2 separate regions of the Homo sapiens genome follow, and region 1 is linked to region 2. Evidence: read pairs that join two places in POLR2A ChIA-PET (ENCODE). Cell type or tissue: OCI-LY7. All regions are shown on one strand. Each heading gives the region's core, and the rest is flanking DNA. Links, peaks and the distances in the headings are about the cores only.

What was found. ChIA-PET counts read pairs that join two places held together with the same protein. Peaks named below come from ENCODE experiments on the same cell type or tissue, not always from the same donor. Only the 100,000 strongest peaks of a DNase experiment are listed, where the experiment ranks them.
Region 1: POLR2A ChIA-PET joins it to region 2 with 5 read pairs; 5 of 35 experiments call an interaction of 5 or more read pairs at or near these places.

What each region holds. Positions count from the first base shown.
Region 1 is chr2:3,643,049-3,647,554 of GRCh38, reverse strand. COLEC11 (collectin subfamily member 11) reads right to left here. Exons shown (of 7, transcript NM_024027.5): 6 at 4,016-4,111; 7 at 2,911-3,828. The coding sequence ends at 3,437. It also overlaps a transcript of ALLC not described here. Among named protein-coding and RNA genes, the nearest start is that of ALLC, 13 kb to the left of the region's middle. In OCI-LY7, for the core only: no CTCF peak of the experiment used is centred there; no DNase peak of the experiment used is centred there.
Region 2 is chr2:3,478,062-3,482,293 of GRCh38, reverse strand. TRAPPC12 (trafficking protein particle complex subunit 12) reads right to left here. Exons shown (of 12, transcript NM_016030.6): 11 at 3,361-3,448; 12 at 2,729-3,075. The coding sequence ends at 2,833. TRAPPC12-AS1 (TRAPPC12 antisense RNA 1) reads left to right here. Exons shown (of 2, transcript NR_046720.1): 1 at 1-148; 2 at 409-3,701. It also overlaps the pseudogene LOC112268321. Among named protein-coding and RNA genes, the nearest start is that of TRAPPC12-AS1, 3.1 kb to the left of the region's middle. In OCI-LY7, for the core only: no CTCF peak of the experiment used is centred there; DNase peaks (open chromatin) are centred at 1,433, 1,733 and 2,163; H3K27ac peaks cover 2,091 bases.

The DNA of each region.
Region 1 (4,506 bases), core at 247-4,246, 170 kb before region 2:
CCCCCAGGGGCATCAGGAGAAGATGGGTGAGCGACCCCCAGCGGCATCGGGAGAGGATGGGTGAGTAACCCCCAGCGGCCACACTCTGGAATACTCTGCGGCAGGATGGGAGAAGCAGGCAGGCCCCATGGGCAGCATGGGAATTGCCCCAAGACAGGTTGCTGATGAAGAAGGTGAGAAAGAATGCCCACCCCCGAGGCATTCTCCAGATACGTTTTAATCGTGTGTGTATGTGTGTGTGTGTGAGTGTGTGCATGCTCTTGAAAAAGGCCTAGAAAGACTGACCCTCAACTAGAGCAAAGTTGACTGAAGTAAAGGAGGATTTTTGCTTCTTAGACGTATGTGTGTGTCGCGTTGAACATATTACCAATTACATTCACATGGTCCCTGTGTCATCACACGCGCAACCCCTGCAGCCTGTCTGGGGCCCTATATTTCAAGGCCACCTCAGCGAACCAGAGAGTTCAGAGGCAATGGGGGGATGAGGGGTGCGGGGGCTGAGGGAGTGGCTCTGCGTCCTCACGGGGATGATGGACAGCAGGGCACAGCCTGTGAGACCAGAAGTGGGGACCACTGAGGACTTGCCCATTCAGTGAGATGACCTGCTCAGTGACAACCCTCCCCACACACAGCCTGGCCCCCCAACACACAAACACAGCAGCATCCCCCAATTCTTCAGCTATACTCCAGGCATTGTTGGAACTGCCACACAGAAAACCATGGGTCTGACAGAGTCAGAAACGGAGAAATATTCAAACTGACTGCTTAGTAAATGAATGCATGGGTGAGCAGATAGAGGGGTGAGTTAATGGCTGCAGTAGCTTGTAAGCACCAGAAGGATATACGCACCAGTAGGAAGACTCCATCTCTCATACACAGAGTCTGCGCCAATGAAGCAAAAGCCTGGTCGCTCTGACGGGCTCCCTTCCAGCAGGCGAGGCAGCGGCACCTGCTTCTCCAGCTGTACATCATTCCCTGGAACCTGCTCCATGAAGACAAGGTGCTCCTCTTCCCATCCAAACAAACCAGGGACCACTCAGGTCCGGAATAAACTTGTTTGCTATGTCCTTCCAATGAGATGAGAATTAAATTCAAGGAGATATCAAGAAATTCCTGTCAAGAACTGTGAAAGGCCTGAGATTTTACCCTACTTACAGTCCCAGGTTCATGGGTGCTGGCTGAAGACATGAGACTTCTGGGTCAGAGATAAAGGACTTTGTTACTTACAGCAACAGCCATAGCTGGGGTATTGGCATTTCTGCACCAGTATCCTGGGCTCCACTCCCTTCAGGGGTTCAGGAAGAAGGCAGACAGCACCCGCACATGCAGTGGGTCCGTTACAGGGAGGACCCTTGAGCCTAGGGAACCCGGTTCTTCTCTAGCAGGTAGTACACATGCCTGCACTCTTTCCTGGAGGGAGACATCATCTTTATTATGCTGGACAGTAACCATGCCTGCCTGTTGCCACAGAACGAGACACTCTATTTTCCAAGGCTGCGGGCAAACCTGCCCTTTTCTCCGGTGGGGAGACAGGGAAGGGAGACACTATCTTTATCTTCCAAGGCATTTCACTGTACAAACACCCAGAATAGATAACTTAGAACAAAGGGCCGTCGGGGCCTCCCTCACAGGATGTGCACAAATACACCCACCCCTGGGAGCCAGCTCCACAGCTCCCTCTCGCCCCACAACACCAGCTGGGAGGGAATGTACATGTACGTGTGTTCTATTTTAAAAATGAAGATACTTGTTATTTTTATTGGGATTCTGAAATACAAAAAAAAAAAAACCATGAGGTACTGTGGCAGGCAGCTTCTGAACTGACCCCCAGTGGTCCCCACCCCCTGGTATTCACCCCCATGTATGGGCTGCACCCGGTGCCTCGCCTCAAGCTGGTAGAGCACCACAGAGGGAAGGCACGTGCTGTGGTTTGCTGTTGGGCCTCTCCAGATCTCATGTTGAAATGTGACCCTCATGGTGGAGGTGGGGCCAAATAGGTGTTTGGGTCGGGAGCGGAACCCTCATGAGTATCTTGGGTGCTGTCCTCAGTCCTTACCCTAGTGAGCAAGTTCTCACTCTGCTAGTTCCCTAAGCTGATTGATTATGCAGAACAGCCCGGCACCTCCCTCTCTTTCTTCGTGGCTTCCCTCTCCCCATGTGATCTCTGTGAGTGCCGGCTCTCCCTCCCCCTCCACTTGAGAGTGGACGCAGCCTGAGGCCTCACCAGGAGCAGATGCTGGCACCACGCTTCTGGTGCTGCCTGCAGAACCGTGAGCCAAATAAACCTCTTTGTTGATCTGTTGCCCAGCCTCGGGTTTTCCTTTGTGGCAACGCAAATGGATGCAGACAGCAGGATATGTCCAGGTGAGCTTAGGAAAGGCTGCGGCTTCTCTCTTCGGCTCTTCTCCTGGGCTGCTCTGAGGAAGGTGCTGTCATGTTGTGGGCAGCCCAGGGGAAGGGCCCCTGTGACAGGGAACTGCGGGAGCCTGTGACCCACAGCTGGTGGGAAACTGAGGCCCTCCATCCAACAACCCAGGAGGACCTGAGCTCTGCACAAACCACACGAGGAGTGACCTTGGTTCCAGCTTGGGAGAGGCCCTGAAGTAGAAGACTGAGCTAAGCCCTGTGCCGATTCCTGATCTGGGAGGTAATCAATCTTTCTTAGGCCACTGAGTTTTGGGGTAATTTGTTAGGCAGCAATAAATAACTCATACAAGCCGGGTGTGGTGGCTCCTGCCTGCAGTCCCAGCTATTCAGGAGAGGTGGGAGGATCGCTTGAGCCCAGGAGTTCAAGGCCAGCCTGGGCCACATAGCAAGACCTCACCTCTACAAAAGTTAATTAAAATAAAAGATAACTAATACAGCTATTGAAAAAATTAAGAGAACAAAATGACTCCACACATTTAGTAGTAAAGTTTGGAGAATTTTGTTGTTGTTTTCCTGAAATCTGGGTTTGAAGCAAAGCAAAATTGTTTTTACATGGATAATAGTGTGAAGGAACCTATATTGTAATGTAATTTACAGAAGTGTTGGTCAAAGTGAGTTCTTTTCCATATAGAAATTAAAAGGTAGTAATTCAAGACCCCATTGCCACTATTTGGACTTAACTACTGCACTACTTAAAGATTTTATTGTATAGCTTGGACAAAGGCACAAGCTTTATGGAAGAGCAATTCTGGGTAATAATTACATAATGACATTGGGGCTACAATACAGGTAATGAAACTCTGCTTCTTCAGAGACAGCACCCCAGGAACACTTTCATTTTCCTCTTAAGCATAGGCCATTTTCTCAGTTTAGACAACAGCCCTCTACTCAGTGAGCCTCCACCCTTCACAGAGGGACAGCTCCCTGGCTGGCACCATGGTCTGGGCTCTGTCCCTGCCAACCCTGCAGGGACATGTGGGGCCCCCAATGGGCAGCCCCAGCCTGAGGCTCACATGTTCTCCTTGTCAAACTCACACATGAAGTACATGGTGGTGTGGCAGGCCACGTCGTTCCAGCCGCCCGAGGCCACCATCTCCACGCAGTCCTCCTCGTCGTAGGCATTGTTGGGCTCACCGCTGCGCCACTTGTTGAAGGTCCGCATGGGGGAGTGGTCAGAGTACACGAAGGCGCCCTCCTTCTCCAGGTCGTTGATGCCGATGAAGACACGGGCCAGGCCGGCTTGCGCCAGGTATGCGGCCATCAGGCCATTGGCAGCCTCGTCCTTGGGCATGCTCAGCGTGCCCCCGCGGCCCTGGCAGGACAGCTGGGCGTCCGCGTAGCGCTTCTCCTCCTTCACCAGCAGGTAGATCTTGCTCTCCGTCTCGCGCACACCGGCGACAGCTGTGGGGTAAGGCAGGGTTGAAAAGTGAGCACTTGTATGTGTGCAACAAACTTAAGGCACAGCCACAGGCAGCAGGGGCCGGCAGGGCAGGCAGGGCAGGCGTGGGCACGGCAGAGCCCTTGCCGGGGGGCTCAGGACAGGGCTGGGAGGTGGGAGGGAGCGAGGGCGGCGCCGGGAGCCACATACCATTCTTGATGAACTTGAGCTCGCTGGTCAGCTGAGAGACCTGGTTGTCCATCTCCCCGATGGCCTTGCGCAGCTGGCTGCACTCACATGGGAGGCCTGCGGGGGCCAGGCCCACGCGTTACAAACGCTGGATGAGGACTCGGACTCAGAAGAGAGGCGAGGACCCCTCCCCGGAAATGCACATTTTACTCAACAAACGTGCCCCACGGGCCTTTGAGGCCGCAATAACCATCACCCACTTCATCCTAAAGGCAGGGGGAGCAGGGAAGGACCTCCACAGGAGTGGAGGGAGGGCAGACACATGTATTTCAAACCTCTCCAGCTGTAGGGGGAAGAGAAATGGAGGTGCAGGGGTGGGAAGCAGCCCAGGGCAGGGTTGGGAACCAGGGAAGCAGGTCTGGCTGAGGGCGTGCAGTGAGAAAAGCTAGAACATCTGAGGAAGATGGTGGGGATGGCCAGCAGGCCTCCATGGCTTGGGGGCACTGCAGGGC
Region 2 (4,232 bases), core at 233-4,232:
ACAAGATGGCATGGGAAGCTTCCCGGGGAACGCTGGAACTGGGTGTTTGAAGGAGGACCTCATGGCGGCAGCTCCAGCCCAAGTACTGCAACTGTGGGGCCGTGCCAGGAGCAGGTGCTGCGGAGCCTGTGTGGGTCCAGGACAAGAGGTAAGGGGAGTGTGGACGGGGCTGCACTGTCCTGGGGTTGAGGGCAGGCTTCAGGGGGTGACACTGAATAGGGACTAGGAAGGTGCATGCCAGGAGGGGTCCAGGCAGAGAGAACAAGTGGGGGCACAATCCTCGAGGGGGCATAGAAGAGGCCAGCAGTGTAAGGCAGGATGGCGATGCCCATGGGCTCCAACGCCTGCTGTGTAACTGGAATTCTGTCTGTGGCCTCCGGCGTCTGACATGCGTTCTCACACCTGCAGGAGCACCAGAAGCTCCTGGAGGGCGGTGCAGACGACACTGTCGGGCCGGCCCAGCCCAGGCCCCAGCAGTTGACTCCTCTGTGATCAGAGGATGTGGCTGAGGATGTGCATTTCCGTCAAGTTCCCAGGAGAACCTGGTGCTGCTGCTTCGGGGACCCCACTTTGAGGACCACTGATCTAACACTGCCCCTCGTGGCAAACGCGGAATGACTCAAGATTCAGCTGGATGGATCATTCAGGGAGCAAATCCACCCTTGCCGCCTGGCACACCCTGGCCATTCGGTAACGATGCCATCAGGGTTACTGGCTTCTTCATTCTCCACTGTGCATTCCAGGGTGGGCATTTCCACAGTTGTGAGCCCATCATCAACTCAGCGAGTTCCCATTTTCCAGTTAGAAAATAAGCTTTCTGATCGTTAGCCATTCACTTCAATTGGCTCTAGAAAAGATTTCTGGGATGTATAATTTATTTTTAACATAAAGAAAAGCTAAGTGTAAACTAGATAAGCTACAATTGTCCCAGACGTTATAGACACTCACAGCACCGTTTTCCTCTTCTAGCAAAACAAAACAAAAAATTCTGCAATCATACAGGCAGTAGGAAAAAAAAATTAGCTGGACACCATGGCTCACACCTGTAACCCCAGCACTTTGGGAGGCCGAGGTGGGAGGATCACTTGAGGCCAGGAGTTAGGGACTGGCCTGGGCAACATAGTGAGATCCCATCTTTATAAAAATAAAAAAAATCTGGGCGTGGTGGAGCACACTTGTGGTCCTAGCTACTCAGGAGGCTGAGAGTGGGGAATCGTTTGATCCCAGGAGGTTGAGGCTGGAGTGAACCATGTTTGCACCACTGCACTTCAGCCTGGATGGATGACAGAGTAAGATCCTGTCTCAAAAAAAAAAAAAAAAAAAAAAACAAAAAAACCAGGAAGAAATAATCCAGGCAAGAAACGAGGCAATGATACTGTCACCTGGCCTGGCCTCATGCCAGCAGCATGGGGGTGGGGCTTGGGAGGGAGGGTGGATTTAGGCTTACCAGCTTACTAGGGAACTTTGATCTCTGTTTCTGATTTGCCGGGCTCATGTCTAGCTGGAGCCTGGGCACTGCTGTCTGCTTTCCCGCACAACTGGCCGGGGACAGCTCTGAGCCCCGAGCCTGTAAAGGACGGGCTCCATAATCCTCTGGCAAATCCTGTAAGATGCCTGCAGTAAGGTGCCAGGTTGGAGCAGAGGAAGAGCCTTACACTTCATCCCTGAAGTCACATTTGAAGGAAGACCCTCAAGGTGGAGGGCTTCTAATTACATCTTCATCTTTCTGGGCTTAACAATAGTTTCAGTTCTCTTTTTGAAGAGAAAGATCTTGAAACCTCCTTGGTGTCCAACAGTCCTTTTGGCTGTCTCACCTCTTTTTTCTTTTCTTTTAATGCATAATTAATCTAGATGTCAGCAAATGGGCTGAGACTGTCTGGTAGATGCAGTGTTTGTATGTTTCTACTCTATTACAAAAATTAACAGAAATATGGCTTCGCTTTGTGCAAATGTTTATATCACAGTCTGTAAAATGAATTATATTTAAAACTATCCACAAAGCTAGATATTTAGAGAACCCTTGGCAGAGTTCTTTCGTAAAGTGAAGACATTTTCAGGTACTTTAAGTTCTTCAAAAGCAGGAATAACTGTGTAAACGTAAGGGCAAAAGGCCTTTCAGGCATGAGAGAACACATGAAAACACGTGTCTGGCTTCAAAACCACCCCCAGCCCCTGCCTGCCTGCGTTTTACGCGCTCTTCCTGTGCTTCATTATGCGTCGTGCTTCCTGTTCCACTCAGCTCACTCTCCACGTGGACGTATAAACTATGGGAGAAACAGTGATGGCCTCTCCTCCACCGCCAGGCTGGCAGGGGTCGTTTGGCTGGCATCAGGCTGGAGGAGACTCGGATGGGTAAGACCAACGCACTTAGTTTTGGGTGTGTGGGGAGGGCAAGAGGAGCATGAGCGGCGATCTGTGGGGGGTGTCTTCCCTGTTGTAAATCTCCCTGTACGTGCAGGTGCACGGCGAGAGGGTCTCCACACCTCCCAGCTTTTCTCTGAGGATGTCCAGAAGGAACGAGCAAAGCAGGATTGGCCTCCAGAACAGAGGCCCCGAGGCTGACTCCAGATTTCCTGTCTACGAGCTGTGTCCTCCCAGCACGCCTGCCCCTTGCATTCATGAACAGTGACCCAGCTGCAGGGACTGCGTGGCTGAACGCCGACCAACTGCGGGGAAGTCCTGGGCTGGGCCGTGGCTTGGGACCAAGAAGACACGCAGCAGACACCAGTGAAGCAGGAGTTTTATTGAGTTCCTCCATGTCACATTAATACATTAGCTTCAAGACACAGTTTCAAAGACCCGGGTCCTTCTGACGTAGTGTGTTGGAGGCAGCTAGGCCAGCTTGAGGCACTGTGTGTTGAAGCTGTCCCCCTCCTTGCCGGCGACAGCCTCCAGCAGGGCCTGTTTCTTCTGCATGCTCCGTGAGGACTCCAGCTCGTACATGGTGGTCAGGTTGAAGAGCACGCTCTCGTGCAGGTAGTGCCTGGGGTCCTGCTGGACCATGGCCTCCAGCTGCCGCAGGGAGTCCTTGAGCTTGCCCAGGTAGAGCAGACACACGGCAGCGTTGTTGTTGGCCTAGGGAGGAGCACACGCCCAGGGTTGGCCCACACAACCAGGACAGACGCCCGCCCATTCCAGGCTGCGTGCTGGGCCGTGTTAGGGGCCTGGGGGTGGTGCAGAGCTGCTGGGCAGAGCCTAGGTGGCCCTGTTGGGTCACTTCCCCTAAGGGCCACAGCCACTGCCTGGAGCTGGTGGACTGGAGAGAGAGAGCGCAGGCCCCTGCTGAGACGTGTGTGGGTGTATGTTTCTAGCGTCTGTGAAAGGCAGAGGATGGAGGATCCTGCAGCTTGGGGATCTTACCACTGCGTTTCTTGGATCCATCCTTAAGATCTCTGTGAAGAACCTGTGGGCTTCTGCAAAGTTATTCTGCCCGAGGTGAAGGAACGCGCTGTAACACAAGCAACGGTGGCAGTTAGCGGGGAAAGCCCAGGAGCTGCTGTCCCCCAACACAACCCACAGGGGCTTTGGATCCCACAGAGACCCAGCGTATGGCCCTGTGTGGCCCGGGGTTCCTGATCTCCAGGTAGAGGCGGTGAGCTGCGTTTTGCATTCAGGCTCGCACATTAAAGCCACTCTAGTTTTTATTTATTTTTATTTTTTAGATGGAGTTTTGCTCTCGTTGCCCAGGCTGTAGTGCAGTGGCACGATCTCGGCTCACCGCAACCTCCGCCTCCTGGATTCAAGCAACTCTCCTGCCTCAGCCTCCCAAGTAGCTGGGATTACAGGCGACTGCCACCACGCCTGGCTAATTTTTTGTATTTTTAGTAGAGATGGGGTTTCACCATGTTGGCCAGGCTGGCCTCAAACTCCTGACCTCAAGTGATCTACGTGCCTCAGCTTCCCAAAGTGCTGAGATTACAGGCATGAGCCACTGCACCCGGCCAAGCCACTCTAGTTTTTGTTAATTGAGATAGAGTAACTTCACCTAAATGACTTCCTGCTAAAAGCGGACACCTGCTTTATTTACGCTTTCTGATCCTGGCTGCAGGCTTTGTCCAAGGCGTGTTTCCTCCTCACGAACGTGCACTCGCACGACGCTGTGCGTTCTACCACAGAACACCAGAGCACGGGATCCAGACACAGAACACCAGAGCACGGGATCCAGACACAGAACACCAGAGCACAGGATCCAGAACGGCCGCTACGCCAGCAATGGTGACCTTTACACACAC